Linked DNA regions of Homo sapiens: region 1 is linked to region 2. A link is a contact called in ENCODE Hi-C or POLR2A ChIA-PET data. All regions are on one chromosome and are shown on one strand. The core of a region is the stretch at or near the end of the contact, and the rest is flanking DNA. Distances in the headings are between cores, read along the strand shown. Region 1 holds the start of STK16 (serine/threonine kinase 16). Region 2 holds the start of CDK5R2 (cyclin dependent kinase 5 regulatory subunit 2).

Region 1 (6,047 bases), core at 3,463-5,962, 290 kb after region 2:
GGTATATGGGGAGACTAAAATATAGAGGGGATGGCCGGGTGTGGTGGCTCACGCCTGTAATCCCAGCACTTTCTGAGGCCAAGGCAGGGGTGGATGACCTGAGGTCAGGAGTTTGAGACCCTCATGGCCAACATGGCAAAAACCTGTCTCTACTAAAAATACAAAAAATTAGCCGGGCAAGGTGGTAGGTGCCTGCAATCCCAATTACTCGGGAGGCTGAGGCAGGAGAATCACTTGAACCCAATCGGAGGTTGCAGTGAGCCAAGGTCACGTGACTGCACTCCAGCCTGGGCAACAGAGCAAGACTCCGTCTCAAAAAAAAATAACAATTATGCCGGGTGCGGCGGCTCACACCTGTAATCCCAGCACTTTGGGAGGCCAAGGCTGGCAGATCACGAGGTCAGGAGATCGAGACCATCCTGGCTAACACAGTGAAACCCCATCTCTACTAAAAATACAAAAAATAGCCGGGTGTGTTGGTGGGCACCTGTAGTCCCAGCTACTCAGGAGGCTGAGGCAGGAGAATGGCGTGAACCTGGGAGGTGGAGCTTGCAGTGAGCCGAGATTGCGCCACTGCACTCCAGCCTGGGTGATAGAGCGAGACTCCATCTCAAAAATAAAACAAAATAAAAATAATATATATATATGTGTGTGTGTGTGTGTGTGTGTGTGTGTGTATATATATATATATATATATATACATACATATATATGTATGTATAGAGAGAGCGAGAGAGAGACCAGGAAGGCCTCACCAAGGTGACTTCTGCAGGAGGCTTGTGATGAAGGAGCACCACATGCAAAGGCCTCAAAGCCCAAGGCCTGGTGGGTCTGAAGAACAGCAATGAGGCCACTGTGGCTGGAGCAGAGTGAACATGGGGGAGAAGAGCAATAATGTCGAGGAGGTGACTGGGGCCAATTGTGTAGGACCTACCACTTTAAGGAATTTATGGTTCATATTCTGAATGAGATGAGAACCTACTAGAGAGGTTTAAGCAGAGAAATGACAAGATCTGAGATGTATCTTTAAACTTATACTTGAACAGGATCACACTGGCTACTCTACTGAGAACAGATTGTATGGGGGAGAGGGCAAACAAGGGAAACCAGTTAGGAAGCTATAAAATAAGCCAGCTGAGAGAGATGGTTTGGACCAGGGTGGGGGCAATGGGGGTGATAAAAAGCACTTAAATTTAATGTTTGTCAAGATACAGCTGATAGGATTTTCTCTTTTTTGAGACAAAGTCTCTTCAATCTGTCACCCAGGCTGGAGTGTAGTTGTTCAATCTCGGCTCACTGCAACCTCTGACCCCCGGGCCCAAGTGATTCTCCTGCATCAGCCTCCCAAGTAGCTGGGATTACAGGTGCCCACCACCTCGCCCAGCCAATTTTTTGTATTTTTAGTAGAGATGGGATTTTGCCATGTTGGCCAGGTGGGTCTCAAACTCCTGACCTCAGGTCATGCACCCGCCTGGGCCTCTGAAAGTGCTGGGATCACAGGCATGAGCCACCGCGCCCAGCTGTTTTTTTTTTTTTTAATCAGTTTCTTCCACTATATTATAAGCTTTACGGCACAAGGATGGGGGTCTGTCTGGTCCCCCAGTTTCTAGCATCCTGCTGGGCATGAAGGAAACACTTGGTAAATGAATGATGACCTCCAATTTGGGAATGGTCTCTTCTGCTTTTGGCACCCAAATAGCCCATTTTACTTACTTGCTTCTGTGTTAAATCCTTTGTCTCAACTCACCTGGATCTGAGGTTCTTAGATGAATTTCAGGTTTTCGAAGCAACCAGGATGGGAGACCCCCCTGAGACAAACATAAAGAGAACAAAGAAGCATGTAGGTTTTGTTTTGGGGTGTGGTGGGGAAGCTAGGAAGGGAAGGAAGGAAGGGAAGGAATTGAATATAGTGCTGGAGATGGCCCTAGAGTGTGGGCAGATGGGAGTAGTCTAGGAACTGCACAAGGATAACTGGTTCTATCCCTTCTCCAGCTAACTCACCATCTCCCACTCTGCACAGATGTAAGGTCCTGGTCTCAGTATGACCAACAGGTTCGCTAGAGCTGCCTCATTCAGAAAGGCAATGAGGTCCCGGCTGCCATTAAAGTTATAGACCCCAGGCTGTGGCTCGTGGTAGTTCCAGGGCACATAACTGAGAAAGGAAGAGGTTAATAGGAACCAAGGTGAAGAGACGCCAGGGAGGCCTAACGGCTCAGGCCTTGCAGGGAATCTCCAGGAAGCGGTTGGAAGGAGGTCCTGGCCTGCCCTTTCCCACCCTTGGCCTAGGAGTCCTGGCAGTCTTCCTGTCCCGACCTTCTTTATAAGGGGGCGGTAGAAAAAGTAGATCCCATCCCTCCGCGGCTCTTGCGAGCACTTCTTACAACTGTATGGCGTTGAGGCCGCTCCATCGCATCTTCAAAAGCCGGTCGGCCCAAAGCACCCGCGGTACCCGAAAGTAGTGCAGGCTGCCAGACACATAGCGGAACGGGGCCCCGTCTAGGAGAAACCGGTCATGACCCCTATCCACTACGAACGACCGAGTGTCTGCCTATAAAGAGAAAGAGACGCTGCTCAGCAGACGCCTGGAGGGAGCGTCGAGGGTCAGCGCCTGCCAAGAGCGGAAGAGATGGAACTAGCCCTGCGGGTTGTTTGGTTGTTACTTTGGACTTTCTCTCATCCGCTGGATCTGATCCCGCTCACCGCACCCGGCAGGCTGGTTCACCGTCTCATCTTACCTGGGGCAGCAGTAGCGTCAGGCTGAGCGGCAGCAGCAGGGAACGAAGGCAGGACAGCTTCTTGGGAGCCATGGCGTTTACAGCGCTCCTCTAGTCTGAGACGGCGGACAGACCGTCACGTGTCGGATTCCTGGGAGGGAACCTCAGCGAGCAAGGGGGCGGAAACCACCTCAAGTTGCCAGGCGTTTAGCCTGGACTTCCTCTCCAGCCTGCAGCCACCCCCTTACTCTACTAGTTTGTAAAATTTCTACATCATGTTAAAGTGCAGTTCACGAACCAGCTTCATCGACATCACCTGGGAACTTGTTAGAAATGGAGAATCTGGCTGGGCACGATGGCTCACGCCTGTAATCCCAACACTTTGGGAGGCCGAGGCGGGTGGATCACTTGAGGTCAGGAGTTCAAGACCAGCTTGGCCAACAGGGCAAAACCCTGTCTCTACTAAAAATACAAAAATTAGCCGGGCCTGGTGGCACGCGCCTGTATTCCAAGCTACTCCGAGGGTGGGGGTGGGGGTGGGGGTGGGGGTGGGGGTAGGGGCTGAGGCAGGAGAATTGCTTGAACCCGGAAGGCGGAGGTTGCAGTGAACCGAGATCCTGCCACTGCACTCCAGCCTGGGCAACAGAGCGAGACTCTGTCTCAAAAAACACAAACAAACAAACAAAAGAAATGTAAAATCTCAGATCCTACCTCAGACCTATAGAATCAGAATTTGTATTTTAACAAGATTCCCAGGTGATCCTAGGCACCTTCAAAATTGAGAAGCATGGCTTTACTTGACTGGGCTCCCTGAGGACAGGGAGTGCCCTGTTCATCTCAAATCCTCAGCCTCTAGCACAGGGCCGGGTATATAGTAGGTTAAATCTGGATGAATCAATGTCATAACCAAAAGGCTAAAACAGGTTCAGAACCAGGGGAAACCATTGGAAAATCTTCAGGGTGATCCGGGGTGTGGAAGGGAGGAACCAGGTCACAAGAAGGACCTCTTTCCTGGAGAGTCCTGTTTCAGCAAAACAGCCATTCCCTCCTGGCCATTCCACCTTCTTTGGAAGTGCACCCCTCTCCAGCTTACCCCTGCCTGCCTCCGCAACAGATATTAAGGACAACTGCTTTGTGCCAAAGCTCGAAAATCTGTGAATTTCCGTTCCTTTTGCCTTTACAGTCTCAAGAATGGGATGTGAAGATCAGGGTAATAATAATTACGGTTTATTGACACGTACTGAAGGCTATGTGTCAGATATTGTATTAAACACTGTACATCTCATTTAATCTTCAACTCCATGAGGTAGATAATTATTTCCATTTTACAGAGGAGGAGAGGAAAGGACAGAAACATTAAGTAGCCTGTCCAAGGTCACACAACTACGTTAACGGAGCTGTCATTTGAACTAGTCAGTCTGGCCTCACAGTTAAGCTACTTAACCTTATGTACTATTATACCTATTTTACAGCTACCAAAAGTAAGGATCCGAGAGGTTAAGTAACTTGCCCGAGGTTACACAGCTAGCATGCTATTAACACTCAATTTAGAAACTGGAAGTCTGGTTCACAAGCCTGAGCTCTTAACCACTGAGACTAGGGGTAGTGGGATACAGGCCAGAGCCCAGAAGGTTGTACGGGATCAGGAGACCAGGCCACCAGACCCGCCCCTCACTGGATCCCCCTCCAGGCTGCAGTGTAGTTGGCCGCTTTCTGCCCCAGAGCGCCAGAGGTATGAAGCCTCCTACCTCCAACATTGGGAGATGGAGGTCCTGGGGGCCTCGGGCCGAGCCCGGCTTTGCTCCCCTTTGGCGTAGGTGCCTGCGTCTTGACCCCCACCGAAGGCCAAGTAGAGAACCCTCACCAGGGTCCTGGGACCCGTCCACCCCTACACCTAGCTAGCCCGGAGCCTCTCAGCTCCGCGTCCCCACATCCTCCGGATGCCCAGCGGTTGCTGAGATACCGCGGGCCGTTACGCCGGCGCGGACTGATGATGTCAGCACTGCTTCCGGTCGGTGGCGCTTCTCTCTGGCCCGAGCCAGGTCAGTCCGGCAGTGCAGATGGCCCATCCCGGGCTCTGGGCTCCTAGACCGGGGTGGGCCCTGCCAGGAGTGGGCCTGAGCCTCGCACGTCCTCTGAAACTACGCTATGCTCTGCTTTTGCGGCGCGATGGGCGTGGGAGCGGGGGCTGCCCAAAGATGGGCTGGGGTTGGAGGAAGTGGCCCGGTAGCCGCTGTGTGTCCTGAGGCCGTAAGGCGCCTGACCCCACCCCTGAAGCTGGCGACGGAGCAGGGCCTGTTTTCTCTACACTATAGTGTAGGTTCCAGAGACCTGGGCCTGAGCTCTCCGCATTGGTACTTCATGGGTCGTCTGGATTGTGCCGGACCTGTGACCCTGCCGTTGTTTTCTTTCCAGCATGATCCGCTGGGCCCCCAGCGCATCTCCTGGAAGAGCCCACTCACCCTGGACGAGCTCTTCGGTAGCCTCAGACCGTCCTTGAAGAGGATGACTGAGACATTATGGGCCACGCGCTGTGTGTCTGCTCTCGGGGAACTGTCATCATTGACAATAAGCGCTACCTCTTCATCCAGAAACTGGGGGAGGGGTGAGTGTTTGGAAGTCAGTTAACTAGTCCTCAAGTTTATGATCATTGAAGGACAGCGGTGTGCATATGCTTGGGGCACAAGGGTTTTATCCCTATCCCTGTCCTCTCTCACCTGACAGAACCTAGCTACACAGTATCAAGAAGGTGGATTCTGGAGCCAGGCCTGCTAAATCCACCTCGTGTGACCTTGATAAACCATGTTTTTTTCATCAGCTTAATGGAGATGATTATTATCCCTCACTGATGGAGTTGTGAGGATTAAATGAGATAATGTGTATAAAATGTCTCACCCAATGCGGGGTTGACAAGTACTTGATAAGTGTTGGCTATTATTTATTTAGCATCTGTCAAGTGCAGAGGTCTCTATTACGACCATAGGACCTCAAAGATTTCTATATCTCTGCTCCTGAGGAGCTCACGGTGTAATATTCTTCAGATTTCTCTTAGAGCCACATCTTGGGAAGGTTTCTGCTAAATGGGAAGGACACCCCACTCCCCACCAGGAAATTTCTCTAGGTCCAAGCCATGTGGGAGATGACCATGGCCCTTTATTGACCCCTTTGGCCCACAGTGGGTTCAGCTATGTGGACCTAGTGGAAGGGTTACATGATGGACACTTCTACGCCCTGAAGCGAATCCTGTGTCACGAGCAGCAGGACCGGGAGGAGGCCCAGCGAGAAGCCGACATGCATCGCCTCTTCAATCACCCCAACATCCTTCGCCTCGTG
Region 2 (5,738 bases), core at 1,394-3,893:
ACCTAACCAGAAGAGTACACTTGCAAATGTGGGAAAGCCACCAACCTTCTATGAAGCCCACCTCCTCCATGAAGTCTTTCTGGTTTCACTAGGCTTATTCCCCTTGGGCTCCCCCTGCAGAAACATAATAACCCTCCCTCTCAGCTCTCAATGCCACCGGCTTATATACAACAGCAATGTTGTTACTCTTTCTGGATCTCTTTGATTAGCTTGTCTGCTTGTCTTTAAAATTCCATCCATATCCATCTTGCACATCTTAGACCCAGAGCCCAGCCCTTAACCAAGTTGTTATGTAGCCACTGTTGCTGATGGGAAAAGGCTGGAAAGGCTGAAGTCAGAAAGAGTATTAGGTCCCTTCCAATCTATCAAAAAAGCTTCTTGGAGGAGGTGGGAGTTCAAGAGCTTGACATTCTGAGAGAGGGTTCTGGCCCAGTGGAAGGAGCTCAGAGATTCTGGAGAGATAACCAGAGCAGGAGGGTGGGGAGCATGTGAGCCAGAAACAGGGTTGGAGGCAGAGCAAGGTGGAAAGTGAGGAAGGGGAGTAGGACCCTCTGAGGCACCTGCTTTGGGGTCCCTGAAGCAGAGGAGGAAATTCTTGGTTCTGACCAAGAGGACAATAGGAGGTCAGAGCTGGGCCGGGAATAGGGTACCACAGTGGTGACACTCTGTGGGTGCTGCTTAGAAGACGTGGTCCTAAATGACCTTAACAATAGGCCTTATGCCAGTGAGGGACTCCTGGGAGCAGCGCTGGAAGGACTCATGTGCCATTTAGATCCACATGCCCAGTGTTTCCGCCAGTGCAACTCAGTCTCTACAGGGCTTGTCCTTAACTACCGGTGAACTGACTATTCCTTGGTTGGCAGATAAAGAGTGACTCAGAACACCTTGTAGGAGGAAGTGGGGCCAATTACAGGAGCTGAAAAGAGGGAACACTTTCAAGAACTATGAGGAGAATGAGTTTGGGAAGGTCAGCTTGGGCTGCAAGAAAATAAAGATCAGATCCTAGGGAGCAGAGATACCCTGTTGAAAAAGTGCATATTGGGTGCTGAGTTAGGGAGAAGGTACAAGGCTGCATGTGCACAGTGGTAAAGAGGAGGGGAATGGAGACAGGCAGACCACAGGCCTCCAGGAGGGTGTGAGTGACCAGGGGCTGTGGAATGGCTGGGAAATTCTGTACCTCTGGTAGCTGGAACTGCAGCCCAAGTGGATTCTAGAACAGCCTATCTGCAGTGACACACACACACACATATATGCACAAACCAACCCTGACAGCAGTGGATCCTTGGAGCTATGTTTGCGGTCTGTGAGGAGCATGGAGGTGACTCCAAGGGCAATCCTTAGAATTTACTGAAATACATAGGCAGGGGTTTGGCTCCACATGGAACCCATATGCACCTACAAGGTCCACTTACTTAAGAAGCCTGAAGGCTCTTGTGCTGGGGGAGCCACAGAGAGCAGGCTCCAAGAAGGGTGGACATGATCTAACAAGGCAGATAGAATAGGTCCAGAACTAGCTGTGCTCAAGACCTGCAGGTAAGGCCTGGGGAGTCCAAAATCCAGGGCAAAGGGCTGATGGGTACTCAGGAGGTAACAGACAGACCCAGAGAGAAGTGGACAGGACCCAGCCTAACAGCTTGCTCCTGGGAGTGGGGACAGCTGGAACCTTACCTGCAGGAAGCATTTAATGATGAAACCCACCTCAACCTGGACCCAGGGCTGGGCTGGAGGTTGGTCCAACCCTCTTGGGCTTCCGTCCACACAGGAGGCTCCGTTCACTATCCAAGACTGGGTAGACCAAGTGATCCAATTTCTAGCGTTTCCCCAGGGACCAACCTTATCCATCATCCACCCAAGTATGAGATCTGTGTGTGTTAGTGGGGACAACCAACCGAGAGGAGCTGCCCAGGGACCAGAGCCAAGGGTCTGCCCCACAGGCTCAGTTGCAGAGAATCAGGACGGCAAGCAGAAGCCTCAGGGGCATATTTGAGACCTTGCTGCTCCCCCTCTCCCCCTCAAGCTGGAACCCCCAAGAAGGCGGGTTGTGACCTGCAAGAAGGCTCTGCCAGGACTCCCAAACAGGCAGGGCAGAAATGTGCCTGCTGCAGCCCCCCTAGCGACCTGGGGGGTGGGGGGCGAGGTGGGGTCGCGAAGAGGAAACAGACCTGACAGTCACATTGGAGGAGCCAGTGCAACGCGACCCATCTGGGACCTGGGCATCCGGTGAGGGCACTCACTGCTCACACTGGCCCCCCACACAAATTCAAAGGCAGAGGGAAGGAGAGCTGTTCCCATGGTTTATCTGCTACCGCGACCCAGTGCATCAGAACAAGCTGGTCCAGGCCCTAGGATCCGGAGGAGGCAGGAGCAGCCACCACCCCTTCTCAACTCTGACCCTGAGGAGGCCACTCGAACGACGACCACCGCCTTCCCCTTCCTCCGCTCGGGGGAAGGGAAAAGACTCAGGGCGGAGGGTGGGGATTGGGGCGGGACTTGAAATTGAAGTGCGAGAGTCTATTGGTCATTGGAGCTGCCCATCAGGAGTGCAACTCGGGAGCGGATTGGCCGCGTGAGGCGGGGCACGGCGCGACGAAAAAAGGGGCCCAAGGGGTGGGGCTGACGCTGCAGCTGGCGCAGCTCAGGATTAGAGCAGCGGAGCCGCCTAGCAGCCACCTTCCCCCGCCAGTCCGCGCGCCCGGGCCGGGGCTAGGCCCCCCACCGCCGGGTCCCCCGGGGCTGCAGTAGCAGCGGCGCCGCCCGCGGCTCCCGCTGGGGCCTGGGCGCCGGCCCCGCTCTGCAGGATGGGCACAGTGCTGTCTCTTTCGCCTGCCTCCTCGGCCAAGGGCCGGAGGCCCGGCGGGCTGCCCGAGGAGAAGAAGAAGGCGCCGCCCGCGGGGGACGAGGCGCTGGGGGGCTACGGGGCGCCGCCAGTGGGCAAGGGCGGCAAAGGCGAGAGCCGACTCAAGCGGCCGTCCGTGCTCATCTCGGCGCTCACCTGGAAGCGCCTGGTGGCCGCGTCCGCCAAGAAGAAGAAAGGCAGCAAGAAGGTGACACCCAAGCCGGCATCCACGGGCCCCGACCCCCTGGTCCAGCAACGCAACCGCGAGAACCTTCTCCGCAAGGGCCGGGATCCCCCCGACGGCGGCGGCACCGCCAAGCCCCTGGCGGTGCCAGTGCCCACCGTGCCCGCGGCTGCCGCCACCTGCGAGCCACCGTCGGGGGGCAGCGCGGCCGCTCAGCCGCCGGGCTCGGGCGGGGGAAAGCCTCCGCCGCCGCCTCCCCCAGCCCCGCAGGTGGCGCCGCCGGTGCCTGGCGGCTCGCCGCGGCGGGTCATCGTGCAGGCGTCCACCGGCGAGCTGCTGCGCTGTCTGGGCGACTTCGTGTGCCGACGCTGCTATCGCCTCAAGGAGCTGAGCCCGGGCGAGCTGGTGGGCTGGTTCCGCGGTGTGGACCGCTCGCTGCTGCTGCAGGGCTGGCAAGACCAGGCCTTCATTACGCCTGCAAACCTGGTGTTCGTGTACCTGCTGTGCCGCGAGTCGCTGCGTGGGGACGAGCTGGCGTCGGCCGCCGAGCTGCAGGCCGCCTTCCTCACCTGCCTCTACCTCGCCTACTCCTACATGGGCAACGAGATCTCCTACCCACTCAAGCCCTTCCTCGTGGAGCCCGACAAGGAGCGCTTCTGGCAGCGCTGCCTGCGCCTCATCCAGCGGCTCAGCCCGCAGATGCTGCGGCTCAACGCCGACCCCCACTTCTTCACGCAGGTCTTTCAAGACCTCAAGAACGAGGGCGAGGCCGCCGCCAGCGGCGGGGGCCCACCGAGCGGGGGCGCGCCCGCCGCCTCCTCGGCCGCCAGGGACAGCTGCGCGGCCGGAACCAAGCACTGGACTATGAACCTGGACCGCTAGGGATACCCAGGGGCCGCGCCCATCCCCCGCCCCAGCCCCTGACACACACTCGGACCCCCCGGGACCACAAAGCCACCGCCGCTGTTACCGCCGCTCAGCGCCCCGGCTGGGCGGAGGAGGAGACGCCCATGCCCCTCAGGGGAAAGTGGAGACCGGGACACCAGAGGCCGCGGTGTTTGGATTTGCTGGGCGTGGAGTGGGGACGGAAGATGAGCGCGGGAAAGGCACTCCAACCTCACTCTTCCCGTCTGTCTGCGCCCCCATTTCTCCATTTCTGCCGGGGTCTCCCCCTTCCCTTCAGCCCATTCCCCCTCGGTTTTATCCATTTCCTTGCCTCCTTTTTGTGTCTTCATTTTTCCTCCTGTCTGCATTCCTCTCTCTCTCTCTCCCTCTCTCTCCTGTTCCTCTCTTTCTTCCTCCCTCTCCCTGCCTTTCCATTTTCCGTTCCTTGGGTTTGTGTGTCTGCATCTCCATCTTACCCCTTGCCTGACTGTACCCCGTAGACCCCTGTTTCTCCTCCTGCACCTGTGTCCCCATCTGCCCTTCTTGTTGCTCCTGTCATGTGTCACCATCTTCCCTCCTGTCTGCCTTCTTCCTCCACTTGTGTCAGCTTGCATTTTTTTATTCCTGACTGAGTCACCACACCCCTCTCCCCTGATCAAAGGGAATATTAGTTTTTAATTTGGATCGACTGAGGTGCCAGGAGAAACTGCAGTCCCAGGTATCCAGACAGCCACCAGGATGGTCCCTCGCCCCACCCCCACCGCCTCTCCCCACCTTTTCCAACGTGTTGCATGCTGGGAGCTGGGGGGTGTGGGGGAAGGGGCTGCCGGCTTCTTTCAGGAGGCTGAGGTTTGGAGGCAAAATCAACCTGGGAGACCACCCCGGCCGCGGCGCCTCAGTGGACAGGTGGGAGGAAAAGAAAACTTCTTACCTTGGAGGAGGGACATCCCGCTTCCTTATCCTTAGCTTTTTTGTTGCTCCTCCCCACTGCCCCTTTTAATTTATTTGGTTGTTTGCGGAGGGAGGGGGGAGGGGGGTAGGCTGGGCCGGGAACTGTCCGAGGTGCTGAGCTGGGGCGGGACCGGAATCCTCCCGGTAGGGTACCAGGGACTGAGTTGGGCCTGGGGCCGTGTCCAAGGTGCCAATGATGCGGGCCGACAGAGCGGGCCGCACTGTCTGTCTGTCCGTCTGTCCCGGAAAGAACTATAAAGCGCTGGAAGCGCCTGCAGATGGTTTTGCGCCGGTCTTTCTTTGGGCCCCGGGAGGGAGGGAGTGGGAGTGGTAATGGAACTGTCACAGACAGAGCAGAAAGGCAAGAGATGGGGCTCTAGTAGGGGAGATCAAGTACCTGAGAACTTCTCCTCCTCCCCATCCCCACCCCCGCCATCGGCTTCCATTTTACAGAGAGTAAAGAGTAAAGCGAGGCAGCTGAGGGTGAGGCCTGGTGATAAAGCTGAATCCATCCCCCCACTTCCGCCTCCATCTTGTCTGACCTAGCTCCTCATTAATGCCCGGGCCACTTAGAGACCGAATCATGGGGACAGCGGAGTTGTGCCCTTTCTGTGATGAGACCCATTGAGGCAGAACTAGCTAGTCCTTATTGCTATTTTTCCCTTCCTCCCCATCTCTCCCCACCATATATCGGTCAAGAGTACAGTCGGGCCTAAGTCTGTGTTCACCACTCCCAAGTGGGGCCTGTCTGCCATACTTCTCTCCTCATCCCCCAACCACCATGGGGCTGCTTCGACGATGCCCAGGTCGCACGCCCACTCAGGAGTCTTGGGGGGTCCATCCCTGCTTGAGACTCAGACCCTTGCCCTTTATCCCCAAGAA

What was found. A loop is a pair of places that touch in the nucleus more often than their neighbours do. ChIA-PET counts read pairs that join two places held with the same protein, here RNA polymerase II (POLR2A). Pooled maps may share reads with other maps.
Region 1: a loop to region 2 is called in a pooled map, with 3 times the contacts of the local background. The contact joins the promoter of STK16 here to the promoter of CDK5R2 in region 2. A Hi-C loop is called at or near these places in 2 of 50 pooled maps. POLR2A ChIA-PET finds 5 or more read pairs at or near these places in 3 of 52 experiments (OCI-LY7, WTC11 and activated T-cell).

The regions. Positions count from the first base shown.
Region 1 is chr2:219,240,767-219,246,813 of GRCh38, forward strand. It overlaps STK16 (serine/threonine kinase 16), which reads left to right and starts at 4,713. Exons shown (of 8, transcript NM_001330213.2): 1 at 4,713-5,030; 2 at 5,130-5,319; 3 at 5,891-6,047. The coding sequence starts at 5,234. It overlaps GLB1L (galactosidase beta 1 like), which reads right to left and starts at 4,678. Exons shown (of 17, transcript NM_001286423.2): 1 at 4,463-4,678; 2 at 2,736-2,877; 3 at 2,382-2,548; 4 at 2,002-2,152; 5 at 1,748-1,808. The coding sequence starts at 2,807. RefSeq lists enhancers at 4,394-4,976, 4,425-4,854.
Region 2 is chr2:218,957,023-218,962,760 of GRCh38, forward strand. It overlaps CDK5R2 (cyclin dependent kinase 5 regulatory subunit 2), which reads left to right and starts at 2,644. Exons shown (of 1, transcript NM_003936.5): 1 at 2,644-5,133. The coding sequence starts at 2,799. The coding sequence ends at 3,902. RefSeq lists a silencer at 2,627-2,896.